Regions from separate parts of the Homo sapiens genome. Here regions 1 and 3 are each linked to region 2. Evidence: chromatin contacts called from ENCODE Hi-C or POLR2A ChIA-PET data. All regions are on one chromosome and are shown on one strand. Each heading gives the region's core, a stretch centred on a gene start or an enhancer-like site at or near the end of the contact. The rest is flanking DNA. Distances are from core to core; before and after follow the strand shown.

The links. A loop is a pair of places that touch in the nucleus more often than their neighbours do. ChIA-PET counts read pairs that join two places held with the same protein, here RNA polymerase II (POLR2A). Pooled maps may share reads with other maps.
Region 1: a loop to region 2 is called in a map of OCI-LY7, with 6 times the contacts of the local background. The contact joins two enhancer-like sites. A Hi-C loop is called at or near these places in 26 of 168 maps with a recorded cell type or tissue (CD4-positive, alpha-beta T cell, CD4-positive, alpha-beta memory T cell, CD8-positive, alpha-beta T cell and 17 more), 17 of 37 single-sample maps with no recorded cell type and 30 of 50 pooled maps. POLR2A ChIA-PET finds 5 or more read pairs at or near these places in 21 of 52 experiments (AG04449, B cell, BJ and 17 more).
Region 3: a loop to region 2 is called in a pooled map, with 2.0 times the contacts of the local background. The contact joins two enhancer-like sites. A Hi-C loop is called at or near these places in 2 of 168 maps with a recorded cell type or tissue (astrocyte of the cerebellum and endothelial cell of hepatic sinusoid) and 2 of 50 pooled maps. POLR2A ChIA-PET finds 5 or more read pairs at or near these places in 6 of 52 experiments (AG04449, CD4-positive, alpha-beta T cell, H1 and 3 more).

The regions. Positions count from the first base shown.
Region 1 is chr19:10,940,725-10,943,618 of GRCh38, reverse strand. No RefSeq gene overlaps it. Among named protein-coding and RNA genes, the nearest start is that of TIMM29, 13 kb to the right of the region's middle. Within about 2 kb of position 1,403, at least 4 of the 41 ENCODE cell types and tissues checked have a DNase peak (open chromatin) inside an H3K27ac peak, as active enhancers do; they include OCI-LY7, where a contact is called at or near this core.
Region 2 is chr19:10,978,726-10,981,512 of GRCh38, reverse strand. All of the region lies in intron 1 of SMARCA4 (SWI/SNF related BAF chromatin remodeling complex subunit ATPase 4), which reads right to left. Among named protein-coding and RNA genes, the nearest start is that of SMARCA4, 19 kb to the right of the region's middle. Within about 2 kb of position 1,437, at least 4 of the 41 ENCODE cell types and tissues checked have a DNase peak (open chromatin) inside an H3K27ac peak, as active enhancers do; they include OCI-LY7, where a contact is called at or near this core.
Region 3 is chr19:11,034,846-11,037,817 of GRCh38, reverse strand. It overlaps SMARCA4 (SWI/SNF related BAF chromatin remodeling complex subunit ATPase 4), which reads right to left. Exons shown (of 35, transcript NM_003072.5): 29 at 2,686-2,904. Among named protein-coding and RNA genes, the nearest start is that of LDLR, 53 kb to the left of the region's middle. RefSeq lists an enhancer at 1,434-1,593. Within about 2 kb of position 1,722, at least 14 of the 41 ENCODE cell types and tissues checked have a DNase peak (open chromatin) inside an H3K27ac peak, as active enhancers do.

The sequences.
Region 1 (2,894 bases), core at 154-2,653, 38 kb after region 2:
GAGGGAGTCTTGCTCTGTTGCCCAGGCTGGAGTTCAGTGGCATGATCTCAGCTCATTGCAACCTCTGCCTCCCAGGTTCAAGTGATTCTCTCACCTCAGCCTCCCCAGTATCTGGGACTACAGGCACATGCCAGCACATCTGGCTAATTTTTGTATTTTTAGTAGAGACAGGGTTTTTACTAAATTTTTCATATTTTTAGTAGAGATGGGGTCTCCCTATGTTGCCCAGGTCAGTCTCAAACTCATAGCTCAAGGGATCCATCCACATTAGCCTCCCAAAGTGCTGGGATTACAGGCATGAGGCACTGTGCCCCACCGTGACAGTTTACTTCATTGTGGTCATCCTCTTGATATTTTGAAAGCATTCAAACTCTACAGTGGCTTTTATATAATTAAACAACAATTTTAAAGAGATGGAGGTGTCACTATGTTGACCAGGCTGGTCTTAAACTCCTGGTCTCAAACTCCTCGTCTCAAGCAATCCTCCCATCTCAGCCTCCCAATGTGCTGGGATTACAGTGTGAGCCACCACGTCCAGCCTATAGTGGCTTTTGTAAAAACCCCTACAGAGTGAGGCCTATCATATTATTTCAAAAGCCTACACCCAATATCTAACTGTTCTCAGAAGAAATAGGGAGACTTTTCAGAGCATCACTACCTAAGCAAGGTCACAGATTGGAGCCCCAGCTGGGAGGAAACAGAGCTATCAACATTAGATGTGCCTCAACAAAGACCAGTGCAGTCCCTGCAGGGGATGATGAAAACTTTTCAAAGCCAGCTGTCCCACGAGTAAAGTTTAAACCAATCCACAGAGCACAGATCCTACACTGATAAGCAATAACACTACAGCAGAACTCAAGCAATGGAAAATCCTACAAGTTTTAGCATGAATAACATCCACAAGAGCTGGGTTATTAGAGCAGAGCACCTCTCCCTGGTTTTGATTCAAAGAACTTGCCAGAATTTAAATTAATTATTTTTTCATGTAATTATTTGCTGCAAGGCTGGGCACGGTGGCTCACGCCTGTAATCCCAGCACTTTGAGAGGCCGAGGCGGGCGGATCACAAGGTCAGGAGATTAAGACCATCCTGGCTAACACGGTGAAACCCCGTCTCTACTGAAAATACAAAAAAATTAGTCATGTTGGCCTGGCTGGTCTCGAACTCCTGACCTCAGGTGATCAGCCCGACTTGGCCTCCCAAAGTGCTGGGATTACAGGCGTGAGCCACTGTGCCCGGCCCCTGCATTTTATTTCAATGGAAGGATGTCTAACTTAATTTTCCCACAAATGGTTTCCAGATCATCTCTCATTCAGGGCAAACACCAGATCAGGCCTCTACAAGGAACGACAGATTAGTGCAGCTGGGAAATGGGTAACACCCACCTGATAGAGAAAGGGGGTTCTTGCTCCCTCTAGTGTTCACCACACACTACAGATGTCCTGCTGTTCCCCTGTAAGGCGACCAGTAATACCTACCATGTCAGCTTTGAAATAACCAAGATGTCACTAAGTAGATGGGTGAATAAACCAACTGGGGTCCATGCAGACAATGGAATATATTCCGTAAGATAATATATTACACTAGAAAAGAACTAGCTGCTCAGGAGGCTGAGGTTGGAGGATCACTTGGCCCAGGGGTTCGAGACAAAAGCCTGAGACCCCATCTCCATGAAAAAAAAAAAAAAATTAGCTGGGCCTGGTGGCACATGCCTGTAGTCCCAGCTACTCAGAAGGCTGAGGCAGGAGAATCGCTTGAACCCAGGAGGCGGAGGTTGCAGTGAGCCGAGATTGCGCCACTGCACTTCAGCCTGGTGACAGAGCTAGACTCCATCTCAAAGAAAAAAAAAAAAAAAATCTGCCGGGTGCGGTGGCTCACGCCTGTAATCTCAGCACTTTGGGAGGCCGAGACGGGCAGATCACGAGGTCAGGAGATGGAGACCGTCCTGGCTAACGCAGTGAAACCCCGTCTCTACTAAAAATACAAAAAAAAAATACAAAAAAAAAAAATTAGCTGGGCGTGTTTGCAGGCGCCTGTAGTCTCAGCTACTGGGGAGGCTGAAGCAGGAGAATGGCCTGAACCCGGGAGGCGGAGCTTGCAGTGAGCCGAGATCCTGCCACTGCCCTCCAGCTTGGGCGCCAGAGCGAGACTCCATCTCAAAAAAAAAAAAAAAAGCTCCATAGGTACCTACCCTGTGTTCACTTTATCTTATGGAAAGTGACCATTTACTGGGCGCCAGACGAATACATAATTGACTATCCCCCTACCTGCTCCTTTTCTGTAGGAATATGTGAATTACATATGGATACATTTGGGATACATTACATATATGGATTTTATTACACATGGACACATTACTCTCCCATTTGCCCTCCAGCCCACTTTTCCCCTTTAAATACTGAAGCCCTCAAAATAATTTTTGGAGAAAGACACAGATTATGAACTGTGTCCGTGATTCTATGTTTCGTTCTTTTTCTCTTTTTCTTTTCTTTCCTTCCTTTCCTTTCCTTTCCCTCCCTCCCTGCCCCACTCCTCCCTCTCTCCCTCCCTGCCTCCCTCTGTCTCTCTCTGTCTCTCTGTCTCTTTCTGTCCCTCTGTTGCCCAGGCTGGAGTGCAGTGGTGCACAGCGATTCTCCTGCCTCAGCCTCCTTAGTAGCTGGGATTACAGGTGCCCACGACCGCGCCCGGCTAATTTTTGTATTTTTAGTAGAGATGGGGTTTCACCATGTTGGCCAGGCTGGTCTCAAACTCCTGACCTCGGGTTATCTGCTCGCCTTGGCCTCCCAAAACGCTGGGATTACAGGTGTAAACTACTGCACCTGGCCCTGTGTTTATTTCTTCCAGGCATGTCCTAAACCTTGGCAAAATGAATTTCTAATTTGATGGAGACCTGT
Region 2 (2,787 bases), core at 188-2,687:
AATTCATCTGGAGGCAAAATCTGACCTGATTCTGCTCCGTGTGGATATTCGCACATTCTGCTACAGAAACAGGATCTGTCTGATTATGAGATGCCGCCCTGGCCTCTGCCATGTGACAACAGTCTGAACCTTGCGTTTATGTTACTAAGATGCTGATTTTGGAGCCTGAAGCCTCTGGTCCATGGGTATGTCTGCAGGGAGGATGCGCCTGCAGCTACCTCCATAGGTGGGAAGCCCAGCAACGTGGGCACGGCCAGGGCAGGGGGAGGCACTGGCTCCTTGGCGCTCCCCTCTGGGCCTTCTGTCCCCACAGTCTTCTCAGGTCCACAGAGTGTTGCAATGAGGTAGGAAAAGGGACAGCAGGACTGCCACATACTTCATAGATCCTGTGATATTCAGGGACCTATAGCTTCTTCCTCACTTGAAGGTCTTTATTCTAAGTCAAATAAACTGAAACTGACAGCAAAATACAATCCAGCACGCCTGTAATCCCAGCACTTTGGGAGGCCAAGGCAGGGGGATGGCCTGAACCCAGAAATTCAAGATCAGCCTGGGCAACATGGCAAAACCTCATCTCTACAAAAAATACAAAAATTAGCCATGCTTGGTGACACATGCCTGTAGCCCCAGCTACTTGGGAGGCTGAGGTGGGAGGGTTACCTGAGTCCAGGAGGTTGAGGCTGCAGTGAACCATGACCGCACCACTGCACTCTAGCCTGGGCAAAAGGGCGAGACGCTGTCTCAGAGGAAAAAGAGAAAAAGATCCAGGTCATTGAGGGCAAACCATCTTTTCCCTCTCTGAAGGTGGACAAGCCAACGAGCATACACTGGGAAGTGACTGAAATTATAGCTCTCCTCATTGTACATTTTTTTTTTTTTGAGACAGAGTCTCACTCTGTCGCCCAGGCTGGAGTGCAGTGACATGATCTCTGCTCACTGCAACCTCCGTCCCCGGGGTTCAAGCGATTCTCATGCCTCAGCCTCCCGAGTAGCTGGGACTACAGGCGTATGCCACCTAATCGTACTTTACACTGAGCATTAGAACTTCTCCCCTCTCCCTTCCATCAAATCATGCGATGCCGTCACAGCCTCCAGGAACGGCTCCAACTCAAAGCAGCGCTAACTTTGTCAACGGAAAAACAGAGTACACTGAAGATGCTGCCCCAAAAAACCATTTTGTGCCCGAATAAGGCAAGTCTGCTTTTTAGAAGCACGGGGTTTCACAGAGGCTTGTTAGAATGGCCTCTCCTCCTGAAAATGCTGCCTCTAGAGTCAGGCTGCAGTGAAACAGGAACGCGGGTGCCACCAGCATCCGCAAATTCATTTCCGGATTGAAAGCTCAGACACGTGCAGAGTGACAGTAAAGGGGATCCCAACAGCCCGGGAGTGATGCAAAGCCATCCCCAGCAGTATCGCCCAGTGCCAAAGCCTGTGATGAGGTTGCTGGTGCCTGCACTTGAACAAGCACTGGCCGACTTGCAGCACAAAGTGGAGAGCCGTGGAGCGACTCCACGTCCTCAGCTCAGTACTGAGGGGAGCAGCGTGTGATTCTGCTTACTCTCACTGACTTGTACATGCCCTGATCGCAGGATCATAGGTGAACAGCTTGAAGAACACTGCGTCAGACATCCCTCCTGACGTTCCAGAAGGCATTCTTGGGCCCCCCCAGTCAATACCACTCTCCCAGGGAAACCACTATTTTGACTATCACTGTGGCTTCCTTTCACCTGTTATTGAACTTCCAATAAAATGACGGGTGTGGTGGGTCACGTCTATAATACATATATTATATAATATACAATATATACTTATAACATATAATATATGTAACATATAAATAATATAATGTTGGGGGCAGTGGGTCATACCTATAATCCCAGCACTTTGGGAGGCCAAGGCAGAAGGATCGCTTGAGTCCAGGAATTCAAGACCAGCCTAGGCAACATAGCAAGACCCTGTCTCTACAAGTTTTTTTTTTTAAATTAGCTTATACTCAGGAGGCTGAGTAGGGAGAACTGTTTGAGCCCAGGAGGTCAAGGCTGCAGTGAGCCATGATCGTGGGCAACAGAGAAAGACCCTGTCTCAAAAAAAAAAAAAAAAGACAATCACACAGGGTCACCATGTCTGGGAGAGTCATCCGTTCTTTTTATGTGAGCATTCTCATTTTCATAGACATTGTACTCTACCAGGTTCTGGCCAGCACAAATCAAGCTGCTATGAGAGTCATTTGGTGAACACATGCATTGGTTCTTCTTGGGTGTCCAAGAATGAAACTGGTGGTTATAAAGGGAGGCATAAACTTAGCTTTGCTAGTTTTCCAAAATAGTTGTATCATCTACACACACGGTCCCACCTCCCACACAGGGACAGCATTCCAGGTGCTCTTCATCAACCCCAACACTTGCTGCTGTCAGTCCTTACAACTTTTAACAATGTTGCCAATGTCCAATCGCATCTTCTTATGGTCTTCATTTGCATGTCCCTCACAACTAATGGCACGGAGCACCTTTCTGTATGCTTACTGGCTATTGAGATATCTATCTATCTATTTATTTATTTATTTAGAGACAGAGTCTTGCTCCATCACCCAAGCTGGAGTGCAGTGGCGTGATCTCGGCTCACTGCAACCTCCGCCTCCTAGGTTCAAGCGATTATCGTGCCTCAGCTTCCCGAGTAGCTGGGATTACAGGCACGCACCACTATACCTGGCTAAAATATATATATATATATATTTTTTGTATTTTTAGTAGAGACGGGGTTTCGCCATGTTGGCCAGGCTGGTCTTGA
Region 3 (2,972 bases), core at 473-2,972, 56 kb before region 2:
CCTCACATCATGTATAAAATTTAACTCAAAATGGATCTTACATGGATCTACATGGAAGAGATCAAATTATAACCCTCCTAGGAGAAAAGACAGGGGCAAGTCTTCGTGACCTTGGATAGGCGATGGTTTCTCAGATACAACACCAAGGCACAGGTGAAAAAGAAAAATCGACTGTAAGTACAATGAAACACTTCTGTGCTTCAACGGATATCACGGAAGCGAAAAGAGAATGTGCAGAATGGAACAAAATATTTACAAATGATATCTGATAAGGCACTTGTAAATAACTTACAATTCAATATTAAGATAAATATATTTTAAATTTGGGTAAAGGATGATGTGACTAGACATCTCTTTCTAGAGGATACACAAAGGGCCAAGAAGCATATGAACAGATACTCCACACCATTAGCCATCAGGGAAATGCAAATCCAACCACACTCAGATGGCACTTCATACGTGCTGGGATGGCTAGAATCAGCGGGCGAGGGAACAGCAAGGGTTGCTGAGGATGTAGAGAAAGAGGAATTCTCATACACAGCTGGTGGAACTGTGAACTGGCGTAGCCACCAAGGAAACCAGGCTGGGGTCCCTCAAAAGGTTAAATAGAGAACTAACATTGTTCCGGCAACTCTACGCCTAGGCACATATTAAAGAGAAATCAGATATTAAAGAGAAATCACATATTAAAGAGAAACGCGTGCACGCAAAAACGTGTACGTGAATGTTCACGGTAGTATTGTTTGTAATAGCCCGAAAGTGGATACAACCCAAGTGTCCATCAAGAATGGACAGAAAAACCGAATGTGACAAATCTGTACGAGGCAGGATTATTTCACCATCAAAGAATGCAACACACCTGCTGCATCATGGGTCAGCATGTTACATTGCGTGAAAAAAGCCTGACACCAAAGCATCCCACGCTGTAGGACTCCACTGACAGGAAACGCCCAGAACAGGTAAAACTATATGGACAGAAAGTACATCAGTGGTTGCCTGGGGCTGGGGAGAATCCATGAATTACCAGGAATGGCAAATCGGGGCAGGGCTTCTTTTGGGGGCGATGAGAATGTTCTAAAATGGACTGTGGTGAGAGATGCACAACTCTTGGATACACTGAAGATGATTGTATCATATACCCCAAAAGGGTGAACTGTATGGTATGTAAATTACACCTAGAAAAAAATGTACATAGAGCAGCCACGTATGAACTGATCTTAAATTTAAAAGGTACTCACTGCCTCAAATATGCAGGGCTGAGCTGGGCACCGTGGCTCATGCTCGTAATCCCAGCTACTCTGCAGGCCGAGGCGGGTGGATTGTTTGAGCCCAGGAGTTTGAGACCAGCCTGAGTGACACAGTGAGACCCCCACTTTACAAAAAATTTAAAATTAGCCAGGCGTGTTGGTGTGTACCTGTAGTCTGAACTACTCAGGAGGCTGAGGTGTGAGGATCACTTGAGCCCCCAGGAACTGGAGGCCAGCCTGGGTAACACAGCAAGACTTTGTCTTTATTAAAAAAGAAAAAAATGCAGGGCCGGTGACACTCATACAGCAGCCAAACAGCTCTGCTGTCACACAGGTCTGTGGCAGGGCTCACACTGTCTTTTCAGGGTTTCTCTTCTGGGTCCTGGAGCGCTGTGCTTGGGAGGCTGGCTGGGGAACAGGATGGCCTGTCTGTCACCTGGGCTCCTGGTGTGTTTCAACAGCGCCCTCTGGTGCACAGCTTGGCAGGCAAGCTCATGAGTCTGGGCTGCTGAGGTCCCAGGAGGGAACCGGGGCTGTTTGGCCACATGGGCTAGGCCACATGGCTCTTTCCTGGGTGTGGCACTTTGCATGGCATAGCCAAAAGCTGCCACCTGCCTTCTCGGAATTATTGCTTCAGGACATTTTTATGACACAACTTCAGGGATGGATTCTGAATCATCGTCTCTATAACTCAGAGCCCCTGAGCTGGGAAGGGGTCTGATCTGTCACCGTAACCCCAGTGAGGACATCAGTGCCAGGCATCTGTCACAGTGTGCCTTGGGCTGGGAAAGTTGGGTCGGGTGAAGCCCCAGGAGCACCGCACGACTGACTCAAAGACATCTGCAGCTGCTGTTGCAGGGCCAGCTGCCATCTGCTGAGAACGGGCCCTCACGTCAGCTCCACAAGCAACTGCCAGCCCCGTGCAGCACCTGCCAGGTTCAGAGGCCCTTGGGGGCTTGCCCTCTCCTCCCTCCCCATGACTGAGTCTCCCCAGCTCATGGGGGGGGACTTGCCCAAAGTGAGGCTGCCTGCAGCCAGCAGTGCAACGCTTTGCAGGGCGCCTCAATAGTCCATGATTCACCCTTGTGCCTCCCTCCTGGCAGGTACTGGGAAAGCCAGCAGTCCACTGAGATCAGCAACATGATTTTTAACCTCGGGAAGAGGTAAACCCTTTTACTTGAAAGACCAACCATAACCAGCAGCAGGTTTTGAGCTGCTCAGGAACCGTGGGTCCTTCTTGCATTCCAAGGCAGAGCCAAAAGGACCTGACCATCCCTGGCCCACATCGGAAGGCTCTCGGCTGCCTGCGGAGCCTGGCCAGGAGTGGCCCAAGGAAAGCATTTTGGACCCAGGCCTGAGTCCTGGCGGTGGGCCCTTTGTCTCCCCAGCCCTGCCTGGCGCTGGCCTGCGGCAGCTGCTGGGCCTCTCCAGCATGTACCTTGAGCCACTGCTTCTCCGTCAGTGAGTCGCTGTAGTCCACCTCCTTGCGGTGGCGGGAGCCACGGCCGAACATCTTCTCCTCCTCCTCCTCACAGGTCAGCCGCTCCACCTCCGCGTCGTCCTTGATGATCCACGAGGGGAGCTCGTCCTCCTCCATGAGGCGCGGCTTCCGCTTGGGGTTGCGGGCCTCCTCGCGCCTGCGGTCCAGGTCCATGCGCTGGTGGGCAGGGAGGCAACGGGAGAGGCATCAGCATGCAGGCACCAGGGGCACGCTAGAGCCAGAAC